Linked DNA regions of Mus musculus: regions 2, 3 and 4 are each linked to region 1. The links are chromatin loops, found by intact Hi-C in ENCODE. Cell type or tissue: gastrocnemius. All regions are shown on one strand. Region 1 overlaps Zdhhc19 (zinc finger, DHHC domain containing 19). Region 2 holds the start of Tfrc (transferrin receptor). Region 3 overlaps Tnk2 (tyrosine kinase, non-receptor, 2). Region 4 has its middle 7.0 kb from the start of Tnk2.

Region 1 (8,000 bases):
AGTTAATGTCATAAGCCTCCACTCCACCTGCTGAAACCTCTCCTGGGTGCCCCTTCCTGCAGGTGGTGGCTGTGTCCACCAGCTGCTTTCTTACTTTCTGGACCTATTTCAGCCCTAGCCCTTCCTCAGCACCACAGTGACCCTCCTTTCAGCGAGTGTCCAAAGTAATGGACACTTCCCGCTCTGCACTCTATGAACTACATGCAACAGCATTTTTGGCTGTGGCTCCTCGGGTGGCAGCCATGGGGCCAGGGAGGCCAAAGGACTTGCTTTACTGGATTGCTCCCCTTTCTCTGTGCTGCCCTGGCCACACCCCTCAGTGTTCAGGACACTGCCTCACAGCTGCTCACAGAGCAGAGAAAGCTAAGCCGGCCGTGTTGCTTACACTGTGCCCACAGTGCCCACTGCAGTGCCTGGGACAGTTGGAGACGCAGAACTATCTAGATCTGGGGCTTCGGCTCAGTGGTAGAGCACATGGCTTAAAGAGAACACAGGGCCCTGGCATTACTTCCAAGCACTAGAAAACTCTAACAAACCAATGATTCGGCATAATAGTGGAAAAGGAGAGCGGGGGCGGGGGGCACAGTTGGGCAGAGAGCAGAATAAGATGACGCTTTGTTTGGGTCCTGGAGAGTGTGAAGATATTTGAGACACAGAATTGGAACAGGAGCTCCAAGTCTGTAGCCAGTGAGAGGCTATAGGAGCACTTCATGAGAGTCTATGGGAGCACTTCACAGCTACTGGATTCTCTCTGTGTCTGAGAGGGCATGCCCCTTTGGGTAAAGGAATATACTCAGATTGACTTGTTGGGTCTTATGAATTAAGCATTTCTATATCATAGAAATCAACAGTTTTCTATACTTCCTATACATATAGCTGATTGTTTCCCATGGAACTTTTAAAGGTCTGTCAATTGTATCAACTCTTTCTAAACAGAATTCCTAGGGAGCTACTTGTTTCTCTAAATTGCCGCAGACAGCTTGAAGGAGGTGGGCATAGCACAATGGTTGATATAGTTTTTGGGCCATGGCAGGATATTCCAGGACAGTCCTGAATGTGGTCCTGCCTTCTGTCTGATGCTGTGCTGAAGATCAAAGTCTTGATGAGAGGATCATGGGGCACAGATCATTTGGAAGCAGGCATAGATGATGTTGGGTCACTTTTCATTGTGACTAAGGCTCTCTAAGTTGGGGTGAGGCTTGACCTGCAGGAGGAGTGGGGGTGGGTGGGTCTCAGGATGAGTGGGAAGGGACAGTGGAGAGGGGAGAGGAGACCCTAAGTAAGAGTGTCCAGGAGGCTGGATGGTGCTGGGGCATTCCCTTAATCCCAGCACTCAAAAAGCAGAGGCCAGAAGATCCCTGTGAGTTTGAGGCCAGCCTGGTCTACAAAGTGAGTTTCAGGACACCAGGGCTACACAGAGAAACCCTGTCTTAAGAAAGAAAGAAAGAAAGAAAGAAAGAAAGAAAGAGAGAGAGAGAGAGAGAGAGAGAGAGAGAGAGAGAGAAAGAAAGAAAGGAAAGAAAGAGAGGAAAGAAAGGGGGAGAGAGAGAGAGAGAGAGAAAGAGAGAGAGGAGGAAGAAAGCATCAATGGGTGCTGGCACAGTGGGGTTCTCTTTAACTGCAGCACTGAGGGTCACTGAAAGTTAAAGGGCTAGCCTGGGCAACAAAAGTAAGTTCTAGGGAAGTTTAGGCTACCGAGTGAGATTCTGTCTCAAGACAAACAAACAAAAAGGAAGAGATCAAGGGAGGGCTTGAACTTTGAACGTGACCTCTGCTATGACATCGACATTGGGACAGGTTTTCCCAGGCCATGTGACTCTGGCTGGGAAAATCTGATTCGAATGAAGATGGTGAAACCCAATCATAACCCTTCAAGATGGTGAAATTCAATGAAGACAAACATTCAGAAAGGAAAAATGAGCAGTGGGAAAGCCAAGACATGGTGGCTGGGTGGTGGGACTGTCTGTGGAGGGGCTGAGTGGCTAAAACAGAATCTGAATAAACAGCAGGAGGGTCTGAACAGCGGTCAGGGAGGTCAGAGGAGAGTTTTTGTGGCCCATAGAAAGCAAGGATCCTACATAGGGGCACACAGGTGACAGGGAGCCCCGAGAGGGCAAGAGAGGAGAGAGGCAGGCACAGTGTCAGCAGCAGCCCTGGCAGAGCTGCTCAGAAAGGTGCTTCTCCTGGAACCCAGGAAAGCCAGAGCCCAGGCCGCTCTCCAGCTCCCTTCTCTCTCTTTGCAGACTGACCAGCCCACTCCAGCTGGGCCTGAGCTGACTGGCTGAGGGCATGTCGCTGCTGTGACTTACTGGCCAGTTCTGACATTCTCTTCTCCTCCCCATACCCTTCCAGTGCAGGTACCATCCGGAATACAACCCTTTTGACCAGGGCTTTGCCAAGAACTGGTATCTGGCAATGTTTGCACCACTGGGTCCCAAGTGAGTTGGGAAATCAGACAACGGAATGGCGGGCCCTAGGGATGGTTTAGTGCCCTCTTATCCCAGCCCCCAGACCTTGCACTCTTCCCCTCAGCACCCAGCCCCTCTTCCCCCCAACCCCGGGACCATTGGGGGCCTTTCGGTTGACTTTTGCCTCAAGATACAAGATTGAGGGGGTGAGGGAGCTGCAGCCAGAAGAGGCTGGCCTAGCTCTGGGCAGGGCTGACCCCTGGGATGAGTCCCCAGACTGAGAGGGAAGATGAGGTCCTGGCTAAGAAGGGCATTGACTCCTTGTACCTGGCCCGGTCACTTCTTCAGTTACATGTCTGAAGTTGTCTGTCTGCAAAGACCAGTGGGGACAGCATGGATCCAAGAGAAGACAAAGCCCTCACCACCACGTCGTCCTAAACACTGTAGGCCAGGTCCTCCGGGGCCCCAGCACCAACCTCGGCGCGTTCCAGGGAAGGGGCCCCCAGGGAGTGGAGAGGCTGCAGCTCTCCAAGAGATGCGAAGGCTGCCTGCATCTGTGGAAAAGTCCCCAGGAGGTGGGGCTGGCCCTGAAGCTGGGGTGCTCAGAGCTTGGTGGAGGGGAGCTTGAATCTGGAGGGACCTTGAAAGGGAGTGGCTCTAGAATGCACAGACAGACAGACAGACAGACACACACACACACAGAGAGAGAAAAGACCTCATTCCCAACTTGGTTTGGGCCCTGGGCCAGTCACTAGGTCTGAGCTAGCTGTTAATGGGGACGGAGATTAGCCTACAGTTTATACTGTTTTTGAAGAATGCACCTTCATTTAGTCAAAAATGTTGCATACAGTTTAATTTCATTGAAATGCACGGTGGTGGAACATAAGGTATACATGGGGGTGGGGGCAAATCATCACAGATTCCCTTCCAATCCCGAGACCTTTGAAGTGCTGGTCACCCTTGGCTCAAACAAGGAGGAGATGGGGGGTGGGGTGGAGCTGGGGACCCTGGAGGGAGCCTGCATGTGCTCACTCTGTGTTTAGGTCCACGCCAACCCACGGCTGAACCTGCCGCTGGAGACCCCTAGATGAGACTCTCCCCAGTGCACACAGAGCCAGGACCACCTGAACTTCCTTCCGCCTCTGAGTCTGAATCCTTGTGGTCCACTTGGGACCTACCCATCCTCATTAAATATTAATTGTTGATTTCTGATAAGGGTGTCTGGCCTGTTGAAGGGTCGTGAAGACAGATTTCTGGGCATGAGTGAGCCAGGTTCCCGGAGACCCAAATTCAGGGTTTATCACTGCTTGGTTCCATGATCTTGGGCAGGACACTAAAGGTTCTCTTATGATGGACCAACAGTATTAACTGCAGTCTTCCTGGGAGGCAAAGGCAGGCGGATTTCTGAGTTCGAGGCTAGTCTGGTCTACAGAGTGAGTTCAAGGATAGCCTGGGCTATACAGAGGAACCCTGTCTCCAAAACAAAAACAAAAACAAAAAACCCCTGCAGTCTCTCTGATAAGGGCTGGTGATGATGCGAAGGAAAACCACCAGTCATGGCTGCACTGGGTATCCACCTTGCAGTGCCTCTATCTGGCTGAAGAGGGCGCCAACTGCCCGGGGAACGTGCAAGACGCACTTGACCTTTTGCACTGTGGCACGGGGACCCTGTTGGGTTGGAAGGCCATCAGGCTAGGTGTGGGTACCCTTCCAGTGGCCACTCTAAGAGAACTGGATAAACGAGGGATGCTCAGCCTCATGCTAAGCCTGCATCTATCCTGCATCCTCATCTCATTTTTTACGTACCCCCATACTCCAACCTGTCCCTGGTATGACCCAAGGTCCCGTGTGTCTTTAGATTCCTGGGGGTGCCCGGAGGAGCACATTAAGCTCTGACTTTATTAGTGGCCACGGTGTGTGGCCTTTGTAGTACAGTCATCTCTCCAACTCTTTATAAAGCCAAGCCACAAGTCAGCTTTATTCCCTTATCAGCCCCGTTCCCAGCCCCCAGGCCCCAGCCCACTCACTGTCCCTAGAGGCCCAGGCCCATTCCTGTCAAATCTGTCAAACTCATCTGCTCTGCTTCTGACCCTCTGGGTTACTGGCTAGCTCATTTTTTCAACACCAAGAGCTTCTTGAGAGAGGGCTTGGGGGCTTTTCTCTACTTTTACCCTTGCTCGACTTTTCTAGGTGGAGTTTTGGATATGCGTCTTTGACGTACGAAAAGTTAGCCCAGGCCAGGTGTGGTGTCACATGACTTTAATCCCAGCACTCAGGAGGCAGAGGCAGGGAGTTTGAGTCCAGCCTGATCTACAAAGTGAGTTCCAGGACAGCCAGGACTATATCGACCCTGTCTTAAAAAAAATACAAAAAGTCTCAACCCAGCTTGGCCCTTCTAGAAGATTCTGGGGAGCACATTCTGGGTTATTATGGGAGCACATTTAACTGTGGGGCTAAAATAGCTCTGTGTTACATGGCAGCGAGGACAGGATTGGTATTTTTGAACCACTAAGTGTGTCTACCTCTGGGTGTGACTCTCCAGGTGTGTGCAGAAGGGAACATCCCAGCTTCAGGAAAAGGGCAGTCAGGGGACTTCCTCTTCCCCCAAAGGAGAGCTCCCCAGGTAGCCTGGGCCTGGGTCAGAGAAATAGAGGGGTCCAGGAGCCTGGGCCAAGACTTGGATTAAATCCTGCAACTTCCTGGCTCTGAAGGGGTACCTGGCCCACTTGGAGGCTTTAGGGAGGCTGGCTGTCTTCAGCCCCACGTGGCCTGGGATTGTACTTATTGGCTCCTAGGCTCCAGGTTTGCAGGGAACTCACCCAGCCTCAGGCAAGGGGCCTTCAGAGGCTCAAGCATGTTGTTATCTTCCCTGACTCCTTAAGGCCTCAGTTACCCAGCAGGACAAGGTTGTAATTTTCTTCTGATTCTCAAGAGGCTCTGAGTTCTTCAAAGGCAATCGCTCCTGCTCTGGGGTAAAGATTCTAGGTTTCTTTGTTCTTCCCAATTGAGAATTTCTACAGCTCTAGGAGGGGCCTAGCCCACCCCTTCTCCGAGGGCCCTTTGTCCTTCCCTAGATCTCAGGCGAGGCTGGCAGGGCTTCAGTTGCTCTGCTCCCACTTTCTCCTCTGCCCCTTTTTGCAGAACCTACCTTTGCTTCTCAGACTTACCCCGCCCAGTCTTTGGCTGACAGATAAGGTGAGAGCTGTTATCAGAGCCCCAGGAGGGGGCCTGCTGTCCGCATGCCCAGCATGCCCTGCCTCCCTCAGAGGAAGGGTCAAAGCCAAGAAGGACCATGTGCCAACTTGGAGCCGGAGCCCCTCTGTGGGATCCCAGCCAGCTAGGTCCTAGAGCCAAAATTATCTCGAGTCATCCACACAGCCTTCTGGGAGGTAGGGACTTACAGGGCAGGACAAGTCTTGAGTGACTGACTAACCAGACCTGCTGCCAACTAGTATGTTTGACAGAAGTCACTTGGCTCAGCCCAGCAGTCCCCACAGAGTCATTTACCTCACAAAGAGTCACAGGCTTTGACTTTGAGGGTGAGGGTCAAAGACAAGCTACCACCATCAGTTTCAGACAGGGTTTGGGGGCTACTGGGGGAAGTGGCTGGCTAAGATAACCTCCTGGCAGAAATGGCAGGCAGCCTGGTGGCTTTCTGGTTTCTACTCTCAGCTGCCCCAGCAGGGGAGCCAGCGCAGTAGCTGCAGAGCTCAGCTCTCTTACCCTAGGCTCAGATAAGCCAATGCCTCAGCAGTCAGGGAGCTGATAAGGAGGCTGCAGAAGCCCTCTGCATCCTGGGCCTCCCGATAATGGTCCCTACTGCCTCTGGCTCACCCGCCCTGCTCTGCCTTAACCACTCCACCCAAGGGGGGCCCTGCAGTGGCTGAGGGTGGGGCAGGGCAAGAATGATGGGGCAGAGGAGACTACTACAGAGCCCGTCAGGGCCAGGCTCCTCACACTTCATAGGGCACAGGTTCCTCACACCTCAGATGCATGGGTATGGGTCCTTGCTAGTCACCTCATGGGCACCTGGGTCTAGTGTCAGGCCCCTAAGAGACCTTATCTGGGGATTGTGTGTCTTTAGTTCTTAGCAAACAGATGCAGCCTGGGGATGAAGCCCTATTCCTGGTGACAAACCTTTACTAACCCCCATTGGGTCCAGCCTATGCGAAGTTATTTATAATATTTCCTTTCATCTTCACACCAACCCTGCTAAGTTGCTATTCTTGGTTTAGAGACGAGGAGGAAAACAACATTCAACAAAGCAGTGACTTCCCCTGGCCATGCTAAGTGGGAAAGCCAACCCCCTCCAGGCCCTTTCCCATGACACGGTCTTTAGCGTGAAGACTACGGGCTTCTCTAGGAAGCAAGGTGAGCGGTCACAAGTCACAGCACTGTCACAGGCATTGACCAGGCAGAGTCAGACTCCAGCACTGGCCAGAGGCTGCTTAGTCAATGGTAGGCATCACTGAGGGTGACCCAAGGGCTGCATGAGGCCGGGCTGCATTGTGTGGCCTGCTTAGGACTTCATAATGCTAGTCACTGTAATGGCAGAGTCCGCTGCTGCCCCGTTTAGAGTCGGATCCTTTGGGGCCGAGCAGTGATGGGGGAAAGGTGCTGTTTCAAGGGGAAGTTTGTTTTACAGAAAATCAACCGGTGGGGTGTCTCCCAGCCAAAGGAGTGTGTGTAGACTCGGTTGTAAAAGCTGGGACTCCCCTGCCGAGCAGTATCGTGGCCTTGGGGCCATGGCTGTGCACTTCAGTTAAGCAATCAGCTTCAGCTTGTGTTCATGACACCTCAGGCTGAAGGAAGTCAAACACCACTTGTTATTCCTGGCTCCTGTTTCTCTGTGCCCCGGCCTCCATCTTCAGCCTCACCTCCTCTCACCTCTCCGCTCTCCTCTCTACTCCCTCTCCCTTCCTTTTCTTTCCTCTTCCTTCCGTCCTCTTTCCTGTCCCATTCTTCCACAAGCTGCTCTTCAGTTCTCCATCCCTTTGACTACTCCCACCCTCACCCCCACCCCGCCCCGCCCCGCCCCGCCCCTGCTTTTCCTGGATGAAAACTTCCAGGAACTCAAAGTCAATGAAGGACTTTCAAGTAAGAAGGTATAATTGTGATTCGTGGAAGCTGTAGGATCTGGTGCAGCACAGGAGGGCTGAAGGCAGACTCTGTACAGGGAGCCTTTGTCTGCTTCTTTCTGCCTGGGGGGAGGGGGGGGCTTCTGCAGGCCAGCCGTTGCTAACTGCTTTCTGACTGGGGCAGTTTTATTTTGCTATGGGAATGAGAGATTCCAAATTGGTGAGGGTGGGGACCCTATGGGCCATCTAACCACCTCCCTTGTTCCTCAGGGAGAAGGAAACAGAGGATGAGGGCTTCAGGGAGGGTTTCCCTTGGAGTCGGTACAGCTCAGGAAAGGCTAGCCTTGGCAGTCTCCAGGTGTCGTCTGCCTTGTGCCCTTTTCCATGCCCTGTGCTAAGAAAGCTGGACCAGGTCTTGGCCTGTAAACCAGGAAGGGCCTAAGGACTTAGCTGCTTGACCTCAGCCAGCAGGATCCCAATGCTGACCTCAGGAGCTATACTCACGGTGCTGTTC
Region 2 (8,000 bases), 100 kb after region 1:
CTAAGTCTGGGAAGAGAAAGGGGACAGGGATGTAGGAATGAGGTCCAGTTAGACAGAAGCCAGAGGGTTGGGGAGACGGCTCAGTGGATAAGGCTCTTGTCCATTCAGATGTCAGAACTGGAGTTCAGATCCCTAGAACCTACATAAAAGCTGGGTGAGACCTGGTATCCCATCTGTAATCCCAGCGCTTGGAAGCCGAGATAGAGTTCCCAAGGCAAAGTGACTAGCTAGACTATTGGAAAGACCTAGCTCCAGGTTCTACGGGAAATCAATTGGAGAGTGGATAATCCCTGGCCTTCCCACCCATATGCACACATGTGCTTGTGTAACTAGACACACACATGAAAACACACTCGATCACACCACATATACACTTGCACCTTTTTATACACATTTGCATTATAGACACTTTTGGGTTTTGAAGACAGGGTTCCTCTGTGTAGCTCTGGATGTCCTGGAACTCACTTTGCAGACCAGTTTGACCTCAAACTCACAGAGATCCACCTGCCTCTACCTCCCAAGTGCTGGGACTAAAGGCATGAGACACCACGGCCTGCCCATCCTTTTTGTTTTCGTTGTTTTGTTTTTTTAGAGAGAGTCTTAGCCTGGCAGTGGTGGCACATGCCTTTGATCCCAGCACAGGGAAGGCAGAGGATCTCTGAGTAGGAGGTCAACTTGGTCTACAGAGTGAGTTCCAGGACACCAACTCCCAGTGATCTGTCTACCTCTTCCTCCAGTGTGCTTCCATTAAAGGTGAGAACCACCCAGCCTGGTTTTGTGAGAACGCTAGTGCATATGATAGTGAGAACTCTAGTGCATATGATAGTGAGAACTCTAGTGCATATGATAGTGAGAACTCTAGTGCATATGATAGTGAGAACTCTAGTGCATATGATAGTGCGCCTGTGCACCTTTTGGTGGAACTGGAAGAATCCTTTTGTTGGTTTTTATTTTGAAAAGCAGTCTGCGGAAGATTGACTTCTGAAAATGGGTAGTTTAAATAAAAGTTATCCAAACTATGTTTCATGTGGCCCCCACCCCCACCCTGCCCCCACCGGCATGGCCTCACTAAGTGGTTCTGGATGTCCTGGTGTCCACTATGTAGACCAGGCTCACAGAGATGGCATTAAAAGCTAACCAAGCATGTTTCATTTCAATCCTGTAAACTACTGAGCCTCCTGGAGTAGAAGAGAAAACGCTCACTTTGGTTGTCATGCTAACAAGAAATGACAATCCATGACAAAATAGGTGAATGTATAGAATAGGAGGCAAAAGAAATGGTTTCTTTTCTATTCTGTTATATACAAGCTCTGCAACAAAGGAAGACAAATTACCATTCATTTTCTTGAGGTTGCAGAGGAGGGGGAGCCTGCAAACCTCCCGGCAAAAGGGGTTAGTGGGGGAGTTAATCATATCGAGTCCACTATCACTCGATAATGCATGAAAAGAAAATTATTACCACTTCTCGGCCTTTTGGCTAAGATCAAGTGTGAAAAGAAAAATATTGGCATTCTCTTTGATGTTGACTTTATAATTTCTGTTAGTTAGTATAAAACTACTACTTGCAATTCCATAGAAACAAATAGTATTCAATTGCATTTCCTAAACCATTTATTTATTTATTTATTTATTTATTTTCACAAAGGTATCAAATTTTCACCCCAGGCTTGGTGCAGCTCAGTTAGTAGAGAGCTTGCCTACCACCCAGGATGCCCCGGGCTCCTTCTTTAGCATCCTGGGTGTAGTAGCATAGGCTTGTACTCCCAGCACTTTGGAGATGGAGACTGGAGGATTAGACCAGCCTGGGCTACATGAGATCAAGTCTCCCTCTCCCCCTCCCTCTCTCTCTCTCTCCCTTTCTTTCTTCTTATTGGATATTTTATTTATTTACATTTCAAATGTTATCCTCTTTCCCAGTTTCCCCTCCACAAACTTCCTCTCCCATCTCCCCGAGACCCAGTCTTTAAGAAAAAAAATTTTTTTTTTTTTTTTTGCCATAAGATGGCCCAGTAAATACCTATGTTTGATCCTGCACAAGATGGGAGGCAACCAACTCCCAAACATTGTCCTCTGACTTCATGAGCACCCAGGTTCATAACCACACACACACACACACACACACACACACTAAAAATAGAATAAAAAATTTAAGTGAAACAGAAAGACCTTCACTTCAAACTGCCATCATTGTTTTCATTTGTTTTTTGAGATGGAGGTTCTTGCTGTACAGCCTAAGCTGGCCTGGAAGTCACCCATCTTTCTGCTCCAAATTCTGAGCTATGGGGGTACCAAACACTGCTGTGTGCTTCTGTGCTTCTCTTACAGGGACTCAGTCTATAGCCGGAATCATTATTTCTTCTTTTTTTTTTCTTCTTCCTCTTCCTCTTCCCCTTCCTCTTCCTCTTCTCTCCCATCCCCCTCTCCCTCCTCCTCTTCCTTACCCCCTCTTCTTCCTCTTCCTCTTCCTTTTTTGTTTTTTGTTTTATTGTTTTTAGACAGGGTTTCTTTTTGTAGCCCTGGTTGTTCTGGAACTCTCTATGTAGACCAGGCTGGCCTGAACTCAAGAGATATGCCTGCTCTGCCTTTCACTGGAATTAAGGCCTGTGCCACCAAGACCTGCTTATGGTCTGAATTTCAGAGATCTCTCAATGGCTGTGTGCTCTGGCTTTATATATATTTTCTGGAGTAGTACAATTTGGACAAAGAAGGGTCTAAAGGGACCAGCAGTTAGTAAATCCCAAATACGCGTTGAATTTTAGAGCAGATAAGCCAAAGGTCAAATTCGTGGCTGGGAAGTAGATTAGTACTTTAAAAGACATTCCCAGGGTCCCTAAGGGCTCCATCTGGGAGCGCGCTATCTGTAGTCCTGTTGTGGTTTAAGATACCACTCTCTTTGTTATTTGTAAATTTACCACAGGCTGGGCAGTAAAGTACAGATAGGAAGAAAAGAGTGTGAACGTTTGCAGTTTTAACAGAACTCCTTTTATTTGCTATGCATTGCAACAACCCTCTAAAAGCAATAATGGCGATAAACATGCAAGTTAATCTACAACTTTATCACCCTAGTAAATCATTGGTTCCTATTTCCCTTCCATAGGCTGAACATAGTGAGCACTGGTAGCTCTTTGCTTGGCTTAAGCGCTGCTTGTTAAAATCTAAAAAAAAAAAAAAAAAAGATTTGCAGTTTTGCTTTAAAGTTTTTCCTTTAAAGCATCTCTGAGCTGCAAAAACTCGTCTTTAGGATATGGTTTTGGCGGAGACCTAAGCCTGCAAGTAGGAATATTTTAAAGAGTAAAGGCTGATACTTTCGAACTTGCACCGCAGGGTTGGGTGTCGGTCAAGGTTAGGCGGAGGGCGACAGGCCAACTCCAAAGACACGGCGGGGGAGGGGTGCGGTGGAGAAAGCGAGCCGCAGCCAATCGCACGCGCTCTCCCGACACCTGCCGCCTTGGCGCCTTTTCTAGGCTACTCCGCGCACGCACTGGCTGCGCGCGCAGTTCGCCTCCAGCGGTCTTGGGGGAGCACCTCGGTAGGTGTACGTGCGGAAGGAAGTGACGTAGATCCAGAGGGCCGGCCGGGGGGTGGGGCCGAGCTATAAGCTTTGGGTGGGAGGCAGCGCTGCCTTCAGAAGGCGTGCGGAGCGCGGGCTGCTGCATTGCGGACTGTAGAGGCGCTTCCTAGTGAGTGACTCCCTTGTCAGCGGCACGGCCCATCGTGGTCCTCGCGTGGCGGGCGGACCAGAGCGAGACGCCAGGGCCTGGGTGGTGCGGGCGGGGAGGCGGAGGGGTGTCGCGGAGTCCGGGGCTGAGGAGCGCGGGTTGCAGGTGCAGCGCGGTGGGTGTGGGGAGCCGCTGTACCCTGCGCCCCTCGGGTCCTCCGGGCCTTCGCAGGCCAGTGCTAGGCCGCGGGTTCGAGAGTCACCACGCTGAGGCGCAGGCTTGTTCCGCCGGGAGCACGTGGTGGCGGCTGGAGGAAGTCGCCCCAGGGAACGGCTGTCGGGGTACGTGGGTGACCTTGGGGCCCCTCGCAGGAGGGCGTCACAGCTGAAAAGGACAAAGCTGTTTTCTATTCGGTTACTAGTGTCACGGACATTTAGAGGGGCGGGGGGAGCTTCCAATAACTGCACGTTGGAACTTCGGCACCACCTGGTCGGTTTTTTTGCCAGTCTCTCCCTCTTGGCCCAGCGTGTGGAATCTCATTTTTCTAGGGCAGAATAGGTCTGAACGCTGCAGGTAATACTAAGAACGTCTCTAGCATCTCCTAAGATGGGAGAACGTAGAAATACGACCTCTTTGTACGAGCTCTTTTAGAACTAGCTGTAGAGAACCAGCGTGCACCCTGGTGTTGGACAGCTCTCTAAAATGGTGTTTGAGGGTAAGAAAACTGCATTTGCAAATTTTTCAGTTAGCACACTTTGTCCCGAGCGTAAAATGAAATGATCTCCTTATACTTAGGCAGAAGACTGGACTGGATTGCTGTTCAGTTTCTGTGCTATTTTTTTAAAATAGGATTTAAGTGGGAAATAGTTGTGTTACAGAAATTCTCGGCTATTCTGTGCTATTTTTTTTTAAATAGGATTTAAGTGGGAAATAGTTGTGTTACAGAAATTCTCGGCTACCTGATACTTTTATTCTAAGATTAGATGAGTTGGCTCTGAGCTGTGAAATATGACCTCTTTGACAAAGACATTTAAGCTGATTCAGGATGTTATCTACAAAGAAAACGGGATTTAGCTTGTGTGGGTCCACTTGCATTTATTTTCTGTTAAGGATTATAATAAACTGCTTTATACAGGAATCCAATATCAGCTGTTTTTTATATAGAGAGCATAATACTTTTTACTTTGAGAGAGGATGTTGTCAAGGAATGGTGGCTGTGAACCTGGCCTGTGTTGACTGGTTAGATCTGTCTGCCTAACCCCACCCTAAGGCTAAGTAGTTATATGCTTGTGGCAATGTGCTTATTTATAATAGGGCAAGATTATGGGCTAAATTTGGGTTAGACAACAATGAAAGTTAATTAAACGACCCTCAGGCCTTGGGTCTACTATGTGTAAGTGATTTCCTTCTCTCCCAGATGAGTGCTATACAAAATAAACTTCAGTGACCTCAAGTGGTTTTGACCTTTTGGTTGCTATTCAGAAAACTATGGAAATGAAAACCTGCTACCTATTTCCTATTGCCTTTTCAATTTCCCAAAGAAGGTCTCCCCTATGAATCCATGGGTAGCCTTGAACTCAGATCCACCTGCTTCTGTTTGGAGAGTGATAAGATTAAAGGCAAGTGCCACCACACCCAGCAAAGTAGGCTCTTAAAACTAAAACCTTTGCAGTCGGGCATGGTGCCACACACCTTTGGTCCCAGCACTGGGGGGTAAGGCAGAGGCAGGTGGATCACTGAGTTTGAGGTCAGCTAGTGCTGAAGAGTAAGAGCCTGTCTTTAAAACATCTCAACAGCTGGGCAGTCGTGGTCCATTCCTTTAATCCCAGCACTTGGGAGGCAGAGGCAAGTGGATTTTTGAGTTCGAGGCCAGCCTGGTCTACAGAGTGAGTTCCAGGACAGCCAGGGATACACAGAGAAACCCTGTCTCAAAAAACCAAAATATAAATAAATAAATAAAGATTGGGAGAGAAGTCAAGGATCTCATAGGTGGTCAGGGAGCTACAACTGCAGTAGTAAAGAAGTAGGACTTAAAAGAACAGGGCCGGCACTAATTTTGAGGATCTAGATCGGGCCCTCAATTAAGGAACTTCCTTTTGTGTGAACTCAGAATTTGAAATGAAATGTGCTTGTCAGAACCATTGCATGGCTTATTTTTTAATGAAAAGTCTGGCTAGTATCTGCTTATCTTCCAGCTTCCAGCTCAAAGTTAAGGTCATAGATCAAAAGAACTATGTCTTTATCTTAGTTGTATCTTAATTTTTATTAGAATTGAATGGTTTTCCTAATGTTTGGTAACATCAAAGGTGTGTAAGTAAAAGTGAGAAATCAAGATTAACTTTCTCTTGGCAAAGATTGTTGACATTGGTGACATCTTGGACCAAATGAGAATTGTTTTACTTTTAAATGTCCCATCAACAGCTCTCAGTTAGGCTGTTCTATCTGGTTTGTCTTGCCATGCTTGCAGAGTATAGATTTGACAATTTGAAAATTCAAAAAGCTATATAAATAGGTATGTTGCTATATGTAAGATTTTAAATGAGTCAGTTAAGACTTAAAGAATAACTGGGTTTATTTTATCTTGTCAGGTTATCACTGTGTAGACCAGGTTGACCTTGAAAACAAATTCTCTGCTTCCCAAGTGCTGGGATTAAAGGCGTGTGTCACTAGCTCTGACACTGGCTACTTTGGAACTACTATGGTGTTCACAAATGCAGAGTTGAGTGTTGGGATTAAATGGAAATTTCATGTCTTTTTTTTTAACTTTCCCTTCTACACAGGGCTTCTCTGTGTAGTCCTGGCTGTCCTTGTAGCTCTAGACTAGGCTGAATTCAAACTCAGATCCACCCACCTAAGTGCTGAGATTAAAGGCATGTGCCACCACTGCCCAGTTCTGAATTGTTGGGGTTTTTTTTTTGTTGTTATTCTTAATTTTAGTTCGATGAATTAAAATCGAAATAACTTGTTTCTTAGAAAAATAAGGTGTAATTGGGTTATAAAGCCAAATTTAGACATTAATACCAACAGCCTGTTTAGGCTCAAAATTGTTCAATCATTTTATTAGTATTATTATTAATCATATCAACTTGAGACCTGTTTGGGAAAGCAGAATATTTTAGGGATAGCTATTTCAGACAAGCATTAATGTGTTAGCTGTTTTTTTCCCCCTAGAATATGATTAAAATTGGCTCAGGGTGGGGCCTTCTAGTTCTGGCTCTAGCGATTGGGTCTGTTTCTGGTGAGGTGGTAGTGATAAACTGTAACAGAAGGGACAAGAGATTGGGCTTCTGAGAACATGTATGATCTGGTATGTGACTTTAATCATTAAAGCATGGGGATTCAAAAATACTAATGAATAGGCCTTAGAACTAGTCCTGAGTGTTTTGTAAAATAACAGTCTTAATTCTCCTAGTTTCTGGATTTTTTTCTTTGTCTTTGGATACTAAGTTTAAGCATTTATTTGGACAGAGTGGTGCCCACTAGCTGTTCTATTCTAGTACTTGGGAGGCAAGAGGCAGAACGAACATGGCCAGCTTGGACAACTTAAGAAAACTGAAAGGCTTGCCATCCTAGTTTTTCTTTTGATTAAACACACTTATATTCTAACTAGTTTTCTCTATCCTTTGGGTTTTGTTTTGTTTTTTATTTGTTTTGTAGCTCTAGCTGGCTGGCTTCGGAATTGCCTGCCTCCCAAGTGCTAGGATTAAAGGCATCACAGTCACTACCCAATTGATATCATGATTCTTAATTCAACTTCTAAGAACAAATTATCACACTCTGAATCTAACATGGAATAGCATTATCCATGTTCAGATATCTTTGTCTCAAGGCTCAGGTTTATCCTTTGTAGCTTTCTTTTTGCTATCCCACCTCTATTCAGCATCCAGTCAAGGATCACTGAGTTGGTTATCAGTAAATTAAACATTTTAATTAATGTCTAGGAGACAGGTTATGGTATAGTTCTCAGTGCTGGGAAGTTGACATGGTAGGATCTCAGTTCATGGCCAGCCAGAACTTTCTGGTGAGATCCTGGTTCAAGCACTACAGAGCTTTTCTAGAAAAGTAACTATATTTAGGAGTAAGTTTGATATAATGACAATCCCATCGTAAGCCTTCAGTAACCTGATGCATTGGTCTCTGTTTTAATATCAGGTACTCCCTTGTAGCAGCTGAGAATGATGGATCAAGCCAGATCAGCATTCTCTAACTTGGTAAGGTACTTTCATCTATCTGAAAAAATGTTCAGTAAAAAACAAAACAAAAACATGACTTCACCCAGTGAGTACAAGATGATACCCCCAATTTTTTTTTTTTTTATTATATGTATGTACACTGTAGCTG
Region 3 (8,000 bases), 170 kb after region 1:
CTCTGCAGCCCCAGCTTCCTCTTCCTCCCTCCCTCCTCACCAGGCTCTTCAGATCCTGGCTTTCCTTACTGCCCCCAGTCACGCTGTACCCCCTCTTCGGGTTCCGTCTCAGCCGGGAGCCCCACCCCCTCCCAGATCCCGTGCCTGTCATTCTGGAACACAGTTGTTCCGTCCGCCTCCCCATTCCTCCCATCTTCCGTTGGGTCGCGCATTTTCTCACTCCTGTTCATCTCTCTCTCTCCCTCCCTCTCTCCCTTTCTCTCTCTTTCCCTCTTTCTCTCCATCTCTGTCTCTCTCTTCCCCTCTTCTTTTCTTTTGATCTCCTGCTCGCTCCATCTCTCACCTTTTACCTCCTTCCCTCCCTCCCTTCCTCCCTCCTTTCTCTATCTAAACCCTTCCCTCTGTCTGGCTCTGATCTCCCCACCTCACCTCTGCCTTGCTTGGCCATCCTTCTTTTCTGCCTCCCCTGTCCGCATGGCCTTTCTTACAGGGGAGCCTCCACCTCGCCCACCTCAGCCTGCCATCTTCACTCAGAGTAAGTGGGGCTGTTCAGGATGCCTTGGCCCCTGCCCCCACCCCCTCTCTCTTCTCTCTCCTCTCCTGGAAGGTACAGAGCCCTGGCGGGAGGCTGTGTGCAAGGGGAAGCGGGTGTGTGCTGTGAGCTCTAGCTGCTGGACTGGCCCGGCATGCCTTCCTCCCTCATCTTTGCCCTCAAAGCCTGGCTTCCTCCTGCTCTGCTGTCCCTTGGCCAGCCTCACACTGCAGAGGCAGAGGGCGAGGTTTGGGATGCGGTGGTAGCTGTGGTAGCCATCGGGAGCTCAGTCCTCTGAGGAAGGCTCCCGTTGGCCCGTTTCTGCTGTAAATGTGTGCTGCAGTACGGGTGGGGATGTAAATGTGTGCTGCAGTACGGGTGGGGAGAGAGAGATTACTCACCGGGGCAAAGAGCAGGACTCTTGTGTTAGCAACGAACTCAGAGACGGGTATACATGGCGTGTTGCCTGCTCTAGCTTAGACAGAACTGCGGGTCTTTCCAGCCCACACTGAGGCCTGAAGTTCTGCAGAGAAGGTTCTGTCCTGTTTGAGTAAGGTCAGGTGTGCTCTGGGCAGCAGGGCTACCTGGAGGGGCCTTGCATGGCACGGTTGGGGTGGGGGGCACTTGGCTAGGGGAGTTGACAGTAGTTGGGGAGACACTTGGCTTTCTTTCTCCACACTTTTACCTCCCCTCTTCCCCATTCATATCTGACACCATCTCCCTGTTGGGGTCCCCCTTTTTATCACAGAGCCAACATACGACCCTGTGAGTGAGGACCCAGACCCCCTGTCCAGCGACTTCAAGAGGCTTGGCCTGAGGAAGCCAGCCCTGCCTCGAGGGCTGTGGCTGGCAAAGCCCTCAGCCCGAGTGCCAGGCACCAAGGCAGACCGCAGCAGTGGGGGTGAGGTCACACTCATCGACTTCGGTGAGGAGCCTGTGGTCCCAACCCCTCGGCCCTGTGCACCCTCCTTGGCACAGTTGGCCATGGATGCCTGCTCCTTGCTGGACAAGACACCACCACAGAGCCCCACACGGGCACTGCCACGACCTTTACACCCCACCCCTGTGGTAGACTGGGACGCGCGTCCGCTGCCCCCGCCCCCTGCCTATGACGACGTGGCCCAGGATGAGGATGACTTTGAGGTCTGCTCCATCAACAGCACGCTAGTAGGTGCAGGCCTCCCTGCTGGGCCTAGCCAAGGCGAGACCAATTACGCCTTTGTACCTGAGCAGGCGCAGATGCCCCCTGCCCTGGAGGATAACCTGTTCCTTCCACCCCAGGGCGGAGGCAAGCCGCCCAGCTCAGTGCAGACTGCAGAGATTTTCCAGGCACTGCAGCAGGAGTGTATGCGGCAGCTACAGGTCCCCACTGGCCAGCTGACCCCCTCCCCGACCCCAGGAGGTGATGACAAGCCCCAGGTGCCACCCCGGGTACCTATTCCCCCTCGGCCCACGCGTCCACGTGTGGAGCTATCTCCAGCTCCCTCGGGTGAGGAAGAGACAAGCCGGTGGCCTGGACCTGCCTCGCCCCCCCGAGTGCCTCCCCGGGAACCTCTGTCTCCTCAAGGTTCAAGGACCCCAAGCCCCCTAGTGCCACCTGGCAGCTCTCCACTACCGCATCGGCTCTCTAGCTCACCTGGAAAGACCATGCCCACCACTCAAAGCTTTGCCTCAGACCCTAAGTATGCCACTCCACAAGTGATCCAGGCTCCTGGCCCACGGGCAGGCCCCTGCATCCTGCCCATTGTCCGCGATGGCAGGAAGGTCAGCAGCACTCATTACTACCTGCTGCCTGAGCGCCCTCCTTACCTGGAACGCTATCAGCGCTTCCTGCGGGAGGCCCAGAGCCCGGAAGAGCCGGCCGCCCTGCCTGTGCCCCCGCTGTTGCCCCCGCCCAGTACTCCAGCCCCTGCTGCCCCCACTGCCACCGTCAGACCTATGCCTCAGGCCGCCCCAGACCCAAAGGCCAACTTCTCCACCAATAACAGCAACCCAGGGGCACGGCCACCATCCCTGAGGGCCACGGCTCGGCTGCCACAGAGGGGCTGCCCAGGGGACGGGCAAGAGGCTGCTCGGCCAGCAGACAAGGTCCAGATGGTGAGTGCCAGGCCCTCTTCAGGGTGCAGGGCAGGGGTCTGAGGGACCCAGAGGAATGGGCCCGAGTGGTGCTGATGGGTGGGTGTGCCCAGCTGCAGGCCATGGTGCATGGGGTGACCACAGAGGAGTGCCAGGCGGCCCTGCAGAGCCACAGCTGGAGTGTTCAGAGGGCTGCCCAGTATCTGAAGGTACCATCACTTCCTGCCTGCCCTGGCATTCAGGGGCCCTCAAAGCTGGTTCTGCTCTACCTGACCCTACCCTCTGGCTCTGAGTCCCGTGCCCCATTCTGTTCTGGTACCCTTGGCGCCAGTGTGTCTCATGGCAACATCACCTCTGCCCCTCAGGTGGAGCAGCTCTTTGGGCTGGGTCTTCGGCCACGGGTGGAGTGCCACAAGGTCCTAGAGATGTTCGACTGGAACCTAGAGCAAGCCGGCTGTCACCTTCTGGGCTCCTGTGGCCCTGCTCATCACAAGTGAGTGAGACTGTGCCCCACCTCTGTCTCCCAAGAAGTCTGCTACTACTATGGGAAAGCCTACTTACCTCTGAAAGGCCACATGTCCCCAGGGAGTCCTCAGCTGGTAGAGAGGGCAGGTACAGGGCCCCAGAGGCAGGCCGTTTGTCTGGGAAAGAACCCTCCTATAGACGCTTGGGCTTTCTCATGAGTTGATGAATGAGAGAGGCAACCGGAGCCCTTGGGTGAAGGAGGCTGGCATCTCTGGCTCCTCTCCAGCTGCCCAGGTGCTTCACAGAGCAGCATTTTAGTCCTGATTTCCTAAGCCTATATATACACATACATAGACGGAATTTTTTTTTTAACCTCTATTATATTTAAAGTGACAGTTGGTGCTGGGGAGAAGAATGGTGGCTCAGCCAATGGGATACAAGCATGAGAGCCTGATTTCGAATCCCCACAACCCATGTAAAAGCCGGATGCATAGCTTGAGCCTTTGTAATCCCACTGCTCTTACGGGAGAGACTGGAGACAGACAGGTTTAAGGGCAGCTAGCCTGGCGTACAGTAGCAGAAAAACAACAGACCTGGTCTCAAGAAAGTTCCCTCTGAGCCAGGCGTGGTGGCTCATGCCTTTAATCCCAGCACTCGGGAGGCAGAGGCAGGCAGATTTCTGAGTTCGAGGCCAGCCTGGTCTACAAAGTGAGTTCCAGGACAGCCAGGGCTACACAGAGAAACCCTGTCTCGAAAAACCAAAAAAAAAAAAAAAGTTTCCTCTGATCTCTGCATACTTCTGTGGCACATGCATGCCTGTGTTCAAACACAAATGCTCACTCTCACCCCCCCACACACACACCTTTCTTTATATATAATACTTTTGAAAGAAGAAACATCCAAAGAAAATCTTATTACATTTTTACTAAAAGTTTATGTATGTGCACACTTACAAAATAAAGCATACAGATTAATATTAATTGAAACATTTATCAAACCCAGAAGTGGTGAGGCAGGCAGGGTTGAGGTCAGGATCCTCTCAGGAAGCAAGCGTGGCCCTTGGGGGGTGGGGGTGGGGGTCCGCCAGCCTGTGCTGCAAGCTTGGGCACTAGTCAGAAGCAAACATAGTGTGGCCCTCAGCAAGCAGCGACACCCTTTACTAAGCTGTAGTGCCCTCTGCTGGTGGTTGTCCCTAATTTATATCCTGAGAAACTTCCTGACCTTAGATACTCCAGCACACAATAGTCATAGTTTATCAAAAAAGATACTTTAGAAAGTTCTGGAATTACCGCCTAAAACTATTTTTTTAATACTTTGCGTGATGTCTAAAGGCAGTAACTCCCTCTGGTGACCTTGGATTTCTGGTTAGCTGTTTAACTAGCTCCCGTTCTCTTGTTGATGGATGAGCTTTTGGGTTATTTCCTGTCTTTCAGACGCTGATGGTTGACTGGAGAGCAGTGGTCTGCCCTAAAAGAACCTCTTGAACCTGTCTGTGGGACAAGGGTGGGGGAGCTGCCCTGCCTCAGGCCCGAAGGACCCACAACTGCCTGCGGCTCCCAGGGGACAGTGAGACCCAGGCAGCAGGAGGCTGGGAGCCTCACCTTGCCCACCTCGCTCACCCACCCAGCGCTGTTCTGCACACCTTGGTTCAGCCCTCAGTGCCCCAAGAGGTGGGACGTTCCCAGCCTTGTGAAGGCAAGACAGGAAGCTGCCTGGCAGGCTCTGTGTGGCCTGCCTCTGGCTCCAGATCAAGGCTGGGCTGGTGGCTAGAGTGTGCCCCAGGCTTTCCTCTGGGGGATTAGACTGACAGGAAGCCAGGCTTGACATGGACAAGAAGGATGTGTTGGCCACACAGCAGGGCGAGCCAGCAACCAACAGGCCCTCCTCAGGGCTAGGCCCCTTCCCAGGGAACCCCTGTAGGAGTGTGGAGTGTTGGACAGAATGTGACCTGTAGCTTCACTGTGAACTTGTGGGCTTGGCTGGTCTTAGGAACTTGTACCTATAAACAGCCTGAAGTGGCTCAGAAACAGAAAAGGTGCCAGGATCTTCTCTGGCAGGGACCAGGGCCCAAGGCCCCGGATGTGGAAGGAGACCCCAGTGGCACCAGTACTTTCCTGTTTGACCTGTTCCTCCCCTGTTGCTATCTGATGTGTTCCCATCAGCCTCTGTTGCCAAAGTCGTGGCCCCAGCTATGGATATCTGCTTCTTCCAGAGAAATAAAGCTTGTTTCTATTTTATGTTACTCTCGCGTGCCCGCCTGTTTCTTGGGTTGTGCCCTCCAATCTCAACAGAGTGCTGCTGTCCAGAGAAAGCTGTTTATCACCACCTATAGGCAGAGGAAAGAAGTGCAGACCCAAAACATCCTATGCCTGTACCCTTACAGAGCTGTCCTAACTTGCTTCATGGTCTGGAACTGTCACAGTCTCTGCGGGCTTCTGTAGTGCAGGACACATTTCAGGAGACAGTCTAGTAGCTCAGTCAGTTGGAGCTGGACCAGAAGCAGACGTCACCCAGGGCTTCAGTAGGTACAGCCATTTGTATTTTGTTTCTCTGAATAATGTATTTAAGTGATTCTGAATTCAGAAGGTACAGAGAGTACACAGCAGGGCGTCCACCTCAGCTGCCCACTTCCCTCATCCTCTCTGCCCTTATCAAAGGTTCCTGTGCGTTCCCCCCCCCCTTTTTTTAATTAGGTATTTTCTTCATTTACATTTCTAATGCTATCCCAAAAGTCCCCCATACCTTTCCCCCACTCCCCTATCCACCCACTCCCACTTCTTGGCCCTGGCGTTCCCCTGTACTGAGGCATATAAAGTTTGCACGACCAAGGGGCCTCTCTTCCCAATGATGGCCGACTAGGCCATCTTCTGCTACATATGCAGCTAGAGACACAAGCTCCGGGGGTACTGGTTAGTTCATATTATTGTTCCACTTATAGGGTTGCAGACCCCTTTAGCTCCTTGGGTACTTTCTCTAGCTCCTCCATTGAGGGCCCTGTGGTCCATCCAATAGCTGACTGTGAGTATCCACTTCTGTGTTTGCCAGGCACTTGCCTCACAAGAGACAGCTATATCAGGGTCCTTTCAGCAAACTCTTGCTGGTGTATGCAATGGTGTTAGCATTTGGAGGCTGATTATGGGATGGATCCCCGGGTATGGCAGTCTCTAGATGGTCCATCCTTTCGTCTCAGCTCCAAACTTTGTCTCTGTATGGGTGTCTTTGTCTTCCATGGGTGTTTTGTTCCCAATTCTAAGAAGGGGCAAAGTGTCCACACTTTGGTCTTAGTTCTTGAGTTTCATGTGTTTTGCAAATTGTATCTTATATCTTGGGTATTCTAAGTTTCTGGGCTAATCCCCTTATCAGTGAGTGCATATCATGTGAGTTCTTTTGTGATTAGGTTACCTCACTCAGGATGATGCCCTCCAGGTCCATCCATTTGCCTAGGAATTTCATAAATTCATTCTTTTTAATAGCTGAGTAGTACTCCATTGTGTAAATGTACCACATTTTCTGTATCCATTCCTCTGTTGAGGGACATCTGGGTTCTTTCCAGCTTCTGGCTATTATAAATAAGGCTGCTATGAACATAGTGGAGCATGTGTCTTTCTGTTCTCCTTTTTTTAAACAGATAATTTTTGGAAACTTCCTTAGAATTTTGGTTGGTTTGGTTCTTGGCCATCCTTAGCAGTTACAGCCACTGTGGCAGTAATCTGGGTGTGTGCAATGTTCTCACTGGCGAGACTGGATGAGGCGTTGTGGGTAGTGAGCTCCAGGGCCGTGATGGAGACTGTGAGATTGTTCAGTGGTTCCACCAGCAGTGAGAGTTGTGGCCGCGTCGTAAGCAGCTCCCTGGCCCTACCCAGACTGCCTGGTGGCAGATCGTGGTGGGAGTTTTCCGTTTGCATGCCTCTCCAGAGTAAGTAGACTTCTCAAAAAGTAAGTTGTGGGACTGGAGAGATGGCCCAGGGGTTAGAAGTATTTACTGCTCTTGAGGCCACCTACGTGGCAGCTCACAACCAGCTGTAATTCCATTTGCAGGGGATCTGATGCCTGACCACTGTGATCACCACACACACATGCAGTGCATATACTTATGTGTAAGCAAAATAGACACACAAACACATTTTTTAAAGTAATTTGAGCTAGACGAGATGTTGCAGTGGGAACAGTGCTCTGCACAGGCATGGAACCTGGATTCGAACCCTCAGCACCACTGTAAAATAAGTAAATAAAAAGTAAGCTGAGGCCAGGAGTGCCGGTGCCTGTCTGTAATCTCAGCATTCCGGAAGCCAAAGCAGGAGGATCGGCGTAGGTCCCAGGTCAACCCGGGGCTGGGTTTCATCATAAGAGCCTGTCTCAAAAACAAACAGAAAAGGGCGGCCAAGTAGATGACTCCGTGGTTGAAGGCGTTTACTGTGCAGGCCTGGTAACCTGATTTTGAGTCGTGGAACCCATGGTGGAAGGAGAGAACAGAATCCCAAAAGTCAGTCCTCTAACTTCACATGTGTCCACACACACACACACACACACACACACACACACAGCCCCCCCAATAACAAGGAACAAGTAAACTCTCTCATGTTCCCTTTCTCTGTGAATTACCTATTAATATCTGTGGATCTTTTTAAATGTAAGATTACTAATCTCTTGCTGACTTTTAGGAAGCAACTAGATCCAGGAAGCTCCTTTGAATCCTACAGATGATATAAGCTTTAGGAAGCAAGATAAATCACGGAAAGTAAATGGACAGCTGGGATTCGTTAAAGACATTGGAGGGAGGCATAGTGCTACCAGGCAGGGAAGGGAGGCACTCAGGCATTGAAGCCAGAACCAAGTTCAAGGTCTGCTTATGGGACTTGACACTATTTAAAAACAGCCCGCAGAAACACTCAGGGTGCTGAATCATGCTGGTGCTCTTGACTGCAGT
Region 4 (8,000 bases), 130 kb after region 1:
CTTCTGAGGTCTCTCTTAATGCCACTTCCACTTATCCATGAGCATGGGGAATATCTTTGCAAACTTCATGGGCCATTTTGGCAAAACAAAATGTGCCTTCTCATGGTAGGCCCGGATACTGCATGAAATACAACAGTTCTGTACTAAACCGAAGCTGGTTGAAATAGTGACCACCGTTCCTGTCAATGGGTTCCCATGGAGGCTACTGAGTTCAGCAATATTATCCTCATGCAGCTGGGCTTGGTGGCACATGCCTTTAATCCCAGCACGCAGGAGGCAGAGGCAGGTGGATTTCTGAGTTCAAGGCCAGCCTGGTCTACAGAGTGAGTTCCAGGACAGCCAGGGCTACACAGAGAAACCCTGTCTCAAAAAACAAAACAAAACAACAACAAATTATCCTCACGGTGTGGGATCCAGGTGAGCTCAAGATGAGGTCCAGCTTCCAGAGTACTCGAGGTTTGACCTTGGCAGTTGACAACAATGGCAGAGAGCAGTGTGATGGAGGTCCAGGAGGAGCTCATGAGAATCCTGGCCAAGGGTAGCCTCTGAGATGCTGTTCCTCTGGTGTTTGCCAACAAGCAGGAGTTCAAACTGCCTGCAGGAAAGTGGCTGAGATCACAGACAAACTGGGGTGGCACTCTACACCACAGGGTTAGTTCAAGTCACTCGAGCCACCCGCAGGGATGGGCTTTATGGAGGACTAGACTAGTTGTCCAATCAGCTCAGGAGACAGAGTTCCCTCCCTCTCCCTCCTGTCTGTCTTCTGTTCCTCTTTTATGTAGCAAACGTGACTCAGTGGCACGCCTCTCTTGCACTCCTATGAGATATCACTGAAATTATTATTATTATTATAAAAAAGAGAAACCGCCTCACTATTGGTGCCAAGAAAGGATTTTGGTGTCTAAGCATCTGGCCTCTGGGAACCAATGAGCTGAAGAGTGGCATGAGAGTCTATTTGCTGGTTGGTTTTTTGAAACCAAACTCGGTGCATTTAAAAAATTAAAATTAAAAAATGCAAGACAACCAGAGGCTAGAAAGATGGCTCAGCAGTTAGTGCTCATTGTTCTTGCAGAGGACCAGGGTTTGGCTCCCAGCTGCCAAGTGAGGCAGCTCACAGACACCAGTTAACTCCAATTCTAGGGGATGCATTGCTCATTTCTCAACTTGGTAGGGACACACACGATGAAAACAGATTTGCAAGGCTGGAGAGCTGGCTCAGCGGTTAAGAGCACTGACTGCTCTTCCAGAGGTCCTGAGTTCAATTCCCAGCCACCACATTGTGGCTTACAACCATCTGTAATGGGATCTGATGCCCTCTTCTGGTGTCTGAAGATAGCTACAGTGTACTCACATACATAATAAAAATAAATCTGAGAAAAAAGAAATAGATTTGTAAAACAATATGAAAAAGATGGCTTTAATTCCAGCACTTGGGGCGGGAAGGGGGGGTGCAGAGTCAGGAGAGTCTCTGTGAGCTCAGGACATCTAGGACTAGGAAGAGAGATACTATTATCTCAAATAAATAAGTACATAAACAAGCAAGCAAACATATAAATAAAGCAATGCTAGACAAGAAAATTTGGACACACAGAAGTGCGACTGTGCCCAGTATAGGTTTTGCTTGCCATGTAGCCCGAAGTTAGTCCATGGGATTGGTTATTTCCTCCTGGAAACCTCCATCCACAGCTTGGCCACAGCAGAGTCACTTGCCTGTGTTTGGGTCACCTGTACTTCACAGCACTGAGCTTGTATTCATGCTCACACTCCACCTACTGGTGAGCTGGAGACCTCTGGGAGGGGGTGAAGAGGGTAGGGCCCAGCCTTGTTTTTGATTGATGAATGGTTGGGCAGGGGCCCAAATTCCCAGCTTGCTCTTGGACCCACTTGGGCATGCTGCCACTAGGCCTGGGTCTCGCCAGCAAGAACCTGTGCAAACTGGAAGGCTTTGTCTACTCCATACCGCATCTCTGAGTATACATACTGTCTCTACCTGGGAAGTAACTTCTTCCCTCAGCCTGAAAGAGTCCAATTTACCAGCCTAGGGTGATGGCTACTTTTTCTTTTGAATATGAAAAGCACCAAAGAAGTTGGCATTGTTTCTTTTCTTTTCTTTTTTTTTCTTTTTTCTTTTTTGGTTTTTCAAGACAGGGTTTCTCTGTATAGCCCTGGCTGTCCTGGAACTCACTCTGTAGACCAGGTTGGCCTCAAACTCAGAAATCTGTCTGCCTCTGCCTCCCGAGTGCTGGGATTAAAGGCGCGTGCCACCATGCCCGGTGGCACTGTTACTTTTATTGATGGAACCTTAGGACTGGCATTCTTGGCCCCATGGACTCTTCCACTGCTTTCAATAAACAATTAGTAACCAACCAATAAGCAGACAAAACACAGGGCACCTTATCTTTTCATCCGAGCTGCTGCAGGTGGCCTGCCTCAGTTTACCCTGCGGACAGCCTTCCAAACCTGAGTGCATGTCCTGATTGCCCAGGTGGTGTTCCTCTGAAGCCACTGCTACTAAGGTGTCTTGGATGGTGTCTTAGTTATTGCTGTGATGAGACACCATGACCAAAATGACTCTTGGAAAGGAAAGCATTTAATTGGGACTGGCTTACAGTTTTGGAGGACCATTATCATCATGGAGGGAAGTATGGCAACAGGCAGGCCGACAGCATGCTGGAGAAGGAGTGGAAAGTTCTACATCTGGACTGGTGGGTAGCAGGAAGACTAGGTCTGTCTTGAGCTTCTGAACTCTCAAAGCCCATCCCTAGTGACACACTTCCTCCAACAAGACCACAGCTACTCTAACAAGGGCATACCTCCTAATAGTGCCATTCCCTGTGGGGACCCATGGGGGCCATTTTTATTCAAACCACAACAGATGAATAAAGTAACATTCCAGGAACTTGCTGGCTTGTTAGGCACATGGTTGTTCTCACAGAAGTGATACATAGGTCAGCGCCCTCACTCTTGGGGATTCACCTCCCCGGTTTCTTTATTCCTTCCTTCCTTCCTTCCTTCCTTCCTTCCTTCCTTCCTTCCTTCCTTCCTTCCTTCATTTTTCTTTCTTTCTTTCTTTCTTTCTTTCTTTCTTTCTTTCTTTCTTTCTTTTTATTATTGATTTATTTTATGTATATGAGTACACTGTTGCTGTCTTCAGACACACCAGAAGGCATCAGATCTCATTACAGATGGTTGTGAGCCACCATGTGGTTGCTAGGAATTGCACTCAGGACCTCTGGAAGAGCAGTCAAGGCTCTTAACCGTTGAGCCATCTCTCCAACCCCACCTCCCTGGTTTCTGACATGCCAATTGCCGTGACTAGAGGTTAACTCACAGACCTGCCTTGGCTTCTATTGTCACCCTGTTGACCCCTGGGTACCTGATTTCCCACTCTGTTACTGTCATGAGTCAATCCCATGGGTCTTACCCTGTTTGGGATTACCAGGGAGCAGCCCTAAGAAGCAAGAGAGGGATGTGATGAAATTGAGGTTTAGGAAGATTAACAGCAATTAACAGGGAGGTCCAGAGTCAGCAGGGTCATCTAAAGAACACTCACCTTAATGACATCGTTCAGGGGTGTAGCTAAGGCAGCTGTTATCTCTTGTAATTCCTCTGAGAGAGGATCTGAGGACCAGGCTGGCTGGGCTGGTGAAGGCTTCTCTTCCTGTCACATCTGGCATTTCAAAGGTGTGTAATTACCATTTGAATGAAAACTACTGGAGAGGAGGCAAGGGCTTGGGACTCCTGTTTCTCTGGGTGGACTGAAGCCAAAGAAGTGAAGTTAGAGGCTGGAGCCCTGAGGAACGGAAGCTGCTGTAGCGCACGGAAGGGGGAAAGAAGCTGCCAAGAACCAGACTGGTGGCACATACCTTTAATCCCAGCACTCAGAATGCAGAGGCAGGTGGATCTCTGTGAGTTCCAGGACAGCCAGAACTACATAGTAAGACCCTGTCTCAAACACAAAACAAATAAGAAGACCCAGGGTCTGGTTTCTGGTTCAGTGAGAGAGACAGGGGTGGGGTACGATGCTGGATTTGCATTTGGGATATTGTTCACGCCTCAGGTTCATGTGACCAAACGGAAATGCCTGGCAGTCAGCTGAATGCTGGTACCAGGAGGGCATCCAGGGGTGCAGGGAGAGTAACATGTGTGCACCTAATTAGCTCAGGTGTAATAGAGTGTCAGAGCAGAGCTTACTAAATTATCCAGAGGAGCCAAAAGAGACTGCAAGAATGGGTGGCCCGGGATGGGCATCACTGGGGCAGAAGGAGAAACGCAGCAAAGGGTTGGTTAGTGTCTTCATTATAATTGAGGAAAGTTGGGCTGGAGAGATGGCTCAGTGGTTAAGAGCACTGACTGTTCTTCCAGAGGTCCTGAGTTCAATTCCCAGCAACCACATGGTGGCTCACAACCATCTGTAATGGGATCCGATGTCTTCTTCTGGTGTGTCTAAAGAGAGCTACAGTGTACTTATATATAATAAATAACTAAATCTTAAAAAAAATAATTGAGGAAAGTTGAGCAAAGAGAGGAGCTGCAGGTACACAGGTGAGAAAAACAAAACAAAAACCAATCGAACCCCTAAAACCTCAGCACTAGGTGAGTGCTGACCGCCACTGAGTGGGGTTCGCAGAAAGCGGGGCTCCAAGGGTTTGAGAGTCCATGAAGCTCTAAGGACAGTTCTTGGCACGATTAGTTAATCTTGGATTTCCAGAAGTTTTGTTTTTTGAAACAATTATCTCCTGTAGTTTTGCTGACCTCCAACTCCCTGTGTAGCAGAACATGACCTTAAATTTACCCTCCTGCCTCTACCTCCCAAGTGCTGGGATTACAGGCAGGGCTCATCACACCCAGCTTTTTCAGTGCTGGAGACTGTATGTTAGGCTAAACTACATCCGGACCTCCTGACCATGATAATGACTGATAAGTGCTGAAATGCAGCTAGACAGCTGGAAGAACACTATCCTTACTCTAGATGTCCACCAGGGGGCGCCGGGACTCAGGACTCCATGGTACTTTAACAGTATAGGCGCTGCTGACCTCAGTGGCTCTTCTGGCTCTTAATCCAGCGCGGCAGAGGAGGCAGGCATGTGGGAGACACTGGCAGCAAACCAATCCTCTCTATGCCCTAGTAAGGTTTTGAAAACTGAATGGCCCAGGGGCGTGTGAACAGGACCTGCTGAGCAGCTCTCCCGAGAGCCCTGACCTAGTGATAGATGAAGACACAGGCTGCTCTTGGTTCTGAAAGGGCATGACATGGGTTCGCGGATGTTCCCATAAATATGGAACCTTCAGAGTTCCTCCCTTCACCTCCCAATCCCCTTCCTGACTCCACAGCCTTTGCTTTGTCCAATATTTTCTCTCTGATACCAGCATCTCAGTTCCCAGTGACCTCAGTTAATACTTGTTCCAGGCCCAGGGTATAAAGACATCAATATCTGGTCTCTCTACTCACTTTCAGCAAGCACCGTCCATTTCTGGTAACATGCTGGAACCACCTGGGGAGCTTTTAAAAGCTGCAGAGAAGGACGGCAAGACAGCTCTGGGAACAGAGGCAACGCTTGGGGAACCCACAACTTCCCGAACGTATATGATAAAGTGAGAGAGCCAAGTTCACATGTTGACCTTTGACCTCCATGTATGTAAAATTGTGCACACACACACACACACACACACGTACAAAGAAGCCGTAGACGTGAGACGTTGAGTTCAATCTCAGATGTACCAATTTAATAATGCTAGTGTGGGCCTGTCTATCAGTAAATTTGTGGGTTTTTTTTCCATGATATGAGCTGGAAAAATGGCTCAGCAGTAAGAGTATTTGTTGCTCTTAGGCAGGACTCAAGTTCAGTTCCCAGTCCACAACCATCCATAAATTCAGTTTAAAGGGCTGGAGAGATGGCTCAGCAGTTAAGAGCACTGACTGCTCTTCCGGTGGTCCTGAGTTCAAATCCCAGCAACCATATGGTAACTCAAAACCATCTGTAATGAAATGGGATGCCCTCTTTTGGTGTGTCTGAAGACAGCGACAGTGTACTTACATATAATAGATAAATAATAAATCTTTAAAAAGAAATTCAGTTTAAAGGGATCCAACACCCTCTTTGACCTTCTCAGGCATTGGGCACAAATGTGGTGCATACACATACACAGGGCAAAACCCTTGTGCACATAAAATAAATAAATCTAAGAGAATTAAACATAAAAAATGCATTTTTTCATGGACCTACCTGAAAGTATGGTGAAAATGTAAGGCCTCATATTCTCTTTCAACTGGCTGAATCCAAACCCACCTCTCCACAAGATGCCCATGTCATTGAGAGTTGCTGGCCCAGTATATGTACATTTCATTTGCTCTTAGTTGTAGGATTATCCATGTCATGGCAGGGGCTGTCTGAAGTTTTTCACTGTGGCCTACAGAAGGCAATGGATCTTACACCAAAGTGCAGAACACACACACACACACACACACACACACACACACTGAATCCATAATGTCAGAAAAACAATATGCTCACTACCTCTGATACACTCATCCATTCCACAGACATTCTTGGCGTCTGAGTTGTGTTAGGCAGTAGTCCAAGTGCGTGTGCATAGCACAAAAATTCCTGTTGTGGTGGAGTTTATTGTCTCCTGGGGTGGGGAAAGGAAAGCGTCAGGAGGTCAAAAATAAGCCATGAATGTAGAAGGCATGCTGGAAGGTTAGTAAATCTTCCCTTATTAAACAACATCTTGAGGAAGGCACCGAGGGAGCTGGATAGGTTCCAGGACCCGGATGTGAATAGCCTTCAGAAAAATTCAAGCTTTTGAACTTCTCTGGATCCATTTTTGTACATTTTGAATTATTTAGATTTATTATAATTTTTTATTGTTGTCATTTCGGTTTTTCGAGACAGGATTTCTCTGTGTGTCACCGTGGCTGCCCTGGAGATCATTCCAGCCTCAAACACAGAGATCTGCCTCTGCCTCTGCCTCTGCCTCTGCCTCTGCCTCTGCCTCTGCCTCTGCCTCTGCCTCTGCCTCTGCCTCTGCCTCTGCCTCTGCCTCTGCCTCTGCCTCTGCCTCTGCCTCTGCCTCTGCCTCTGCCTCTGCCTCTGCCTCTGCCTCTGCCTCTGCCTCTGCCTCTGGAGTGCTGGGATTAAAAACATGTGCCACCACTGCACATTTTGTATTTTAAATCCAAAGTAGAAACAAGTTCTGTTTTGGTATTTTAACTGTCATTTGATTTTTTTTAAAGGGGGAGGGGCTGGAGAAATGGCTCAGAGGTTAAGAGCACTGGCTGCTCTTCCAAAGGCCCTGAGTTCAAATCCCAGCAACCACATGGTGGCTCACAACCATCCGTAATGAGATCTGACGCCCTCTTCTGGTGTATCTGAAGACAGCTACAGTGTACTTAGATATAATAAATAAAATCTTTAAAAAAAAAAAGCCGAACTAATATACACTGGATTTAATTAATCTCTGGGTGGTAAGCTACAGTAGTTGTTGTAGAACTTTGCTCTAGTCAAAAAAAGTAAACGGGGAGCTGGGCGTGGTGGCGCACGCCTTTAATTCCAGCACTTCGGAGGCAGAGGCAGGCAGATTTCTGAGTTCGAGGCCAGCCTGGTCTACTAAGTGAGTTCCAGGACAGTCAGGGATACACAGAGAAACCCTGTCTCGAAAAACTCAAAAAAAAAAAAAAAAAGCAAACGGGGCTTAGTGGGGTGGGGGTGGGGGTGGGGAGGTGGGGGGGTGGGGATGGGGACGGACAGAGGCAGCCACAGCAAGGGTAGGGGCGGGGGGGGGCGGGTGTTGGCAAGGAACAAAAACACTCAAACCCCATTGGAATGATTCCATAGCGTCCTGAGTCTTGGCTGAATATCGTCTGCAGGTGAGAGGCAGGATGCCTGACACCCCTGCTTTGGCTTCTTGCTCACCCCGCAGGGCAACTGTCTCACAGTGGATATTCTTTAGGGAGCCACCAACACCACCCTGGAGCAGGTTGGCACACTCTGTTTCCA

What was found. A loop is a pair of places that touch in the nucleus more often than their neighbours do. Peaks named below come from ENCODE experiments on the same cell type or tissue, not always from the same donor. Only the 100,000 strongest peaks of a DNase experiment are listed, where the experiment ranks them.
Region 2: it touches region 1 in a loop (4-fold over the local background); 38 of 42 quality-filtered maps call a loop at or near these places.
Region 3: a loop joins it to region 1, with 6 times the contacts of the local background. A loop is called at or near these places in 32 of 42 quality-filtered maps.
Region 4: a loop joins it to region 1, with 4 times the contacts of the local background. A loop is called at or near these places in 11 of 42 quality-filtered maps.

Annotation. Positions count from the first base shown.
Region 1 is chr16:32,503,595-32,511,594 of GRCm38, forward strand. Zdhhc19 (zinc finger, DHHC domain containing 19) reads left to right here. Exons shown (of 9, transcript NM_199309.2): 7 at 2,353-2,438; 8 at 2,757-2,983; 9 at 3,452-3,620. The coding sequence ends at 3,495. Among named protein-coding and RNA genes, the nearest start is that of Zdhhc19, 11 kb to the left of the region's middle. In gastrocnemius, CTCF peaks have their summits at 4,011 (motif pointing right) and 6,080; DNase peaks (open chromatin) are centred at 4,014, 4,433, 5,092, 5,718 and 1 more place; H3K27ac peaks cover 1,810 bases.
Region 2 is chr16:32,605,357-32,613,356 of GRCm38, forward strand. It overlaps Tfrc (transferrin receptor), which reads left to right and starts at 3,540. Exons shown (of 19, transcript NM_011638.4): 1 at 3,540-3,680; 2 at 7,812-7,870. The coding sequence starts at 7,835. In gastrocnemius, a CTCF peak has its summit at 4,346; DNase peaks (open chromatin) are centred at 3,501 and 5,355; H3K4me3 peaks cover 3,809 bases; H3K27ac peaks cover 3,684 bases.
Region 3 is chr16:32,678,179-32,686,178 of GRCm38, forward strand. It overlaps Tnk2 (tyrosine kinase, non-receptor, 2), which reads left to right. Exons shown (of 16, transcript NM_016788.3): 12 at 491-535; 13 at 1,281-2,629; 14 at 2,722-2,817; 15 at 2,974-3,101; 16 at 4,507-5,315. The coding sequence ends at 4,513. Among named protein-coding and RNA genes, the nearest start is that of Tnk2os, 14 kb to the left of the region's middle. In gastrocnemius, CTCF peaks have their summits at 4,269 (motif pointing left) and 5,404; DNase peaks (open chromatin) are centred at 2,043, 2,518, 3,292, 4,222 and 2 more places; H3K27ac peaks cover 1,957 bases.
Region 4 is chr16:32,633,681-32,641,680 of GRCm38, forward strand. No RefSeq gene overlaps it. Among named protein-coding and RNA genes, the nearest start is that of Tnk2, 7.0 kb to the right of the region's middle. In gastrocnemius, CTCF peaks have their summits at 1,787 and 4,977 (motif pointing right); DNase peaks (open chromatin) are centred at 1,859, 5,002 and 6,687; H3K27ac peaks cover 248 bases.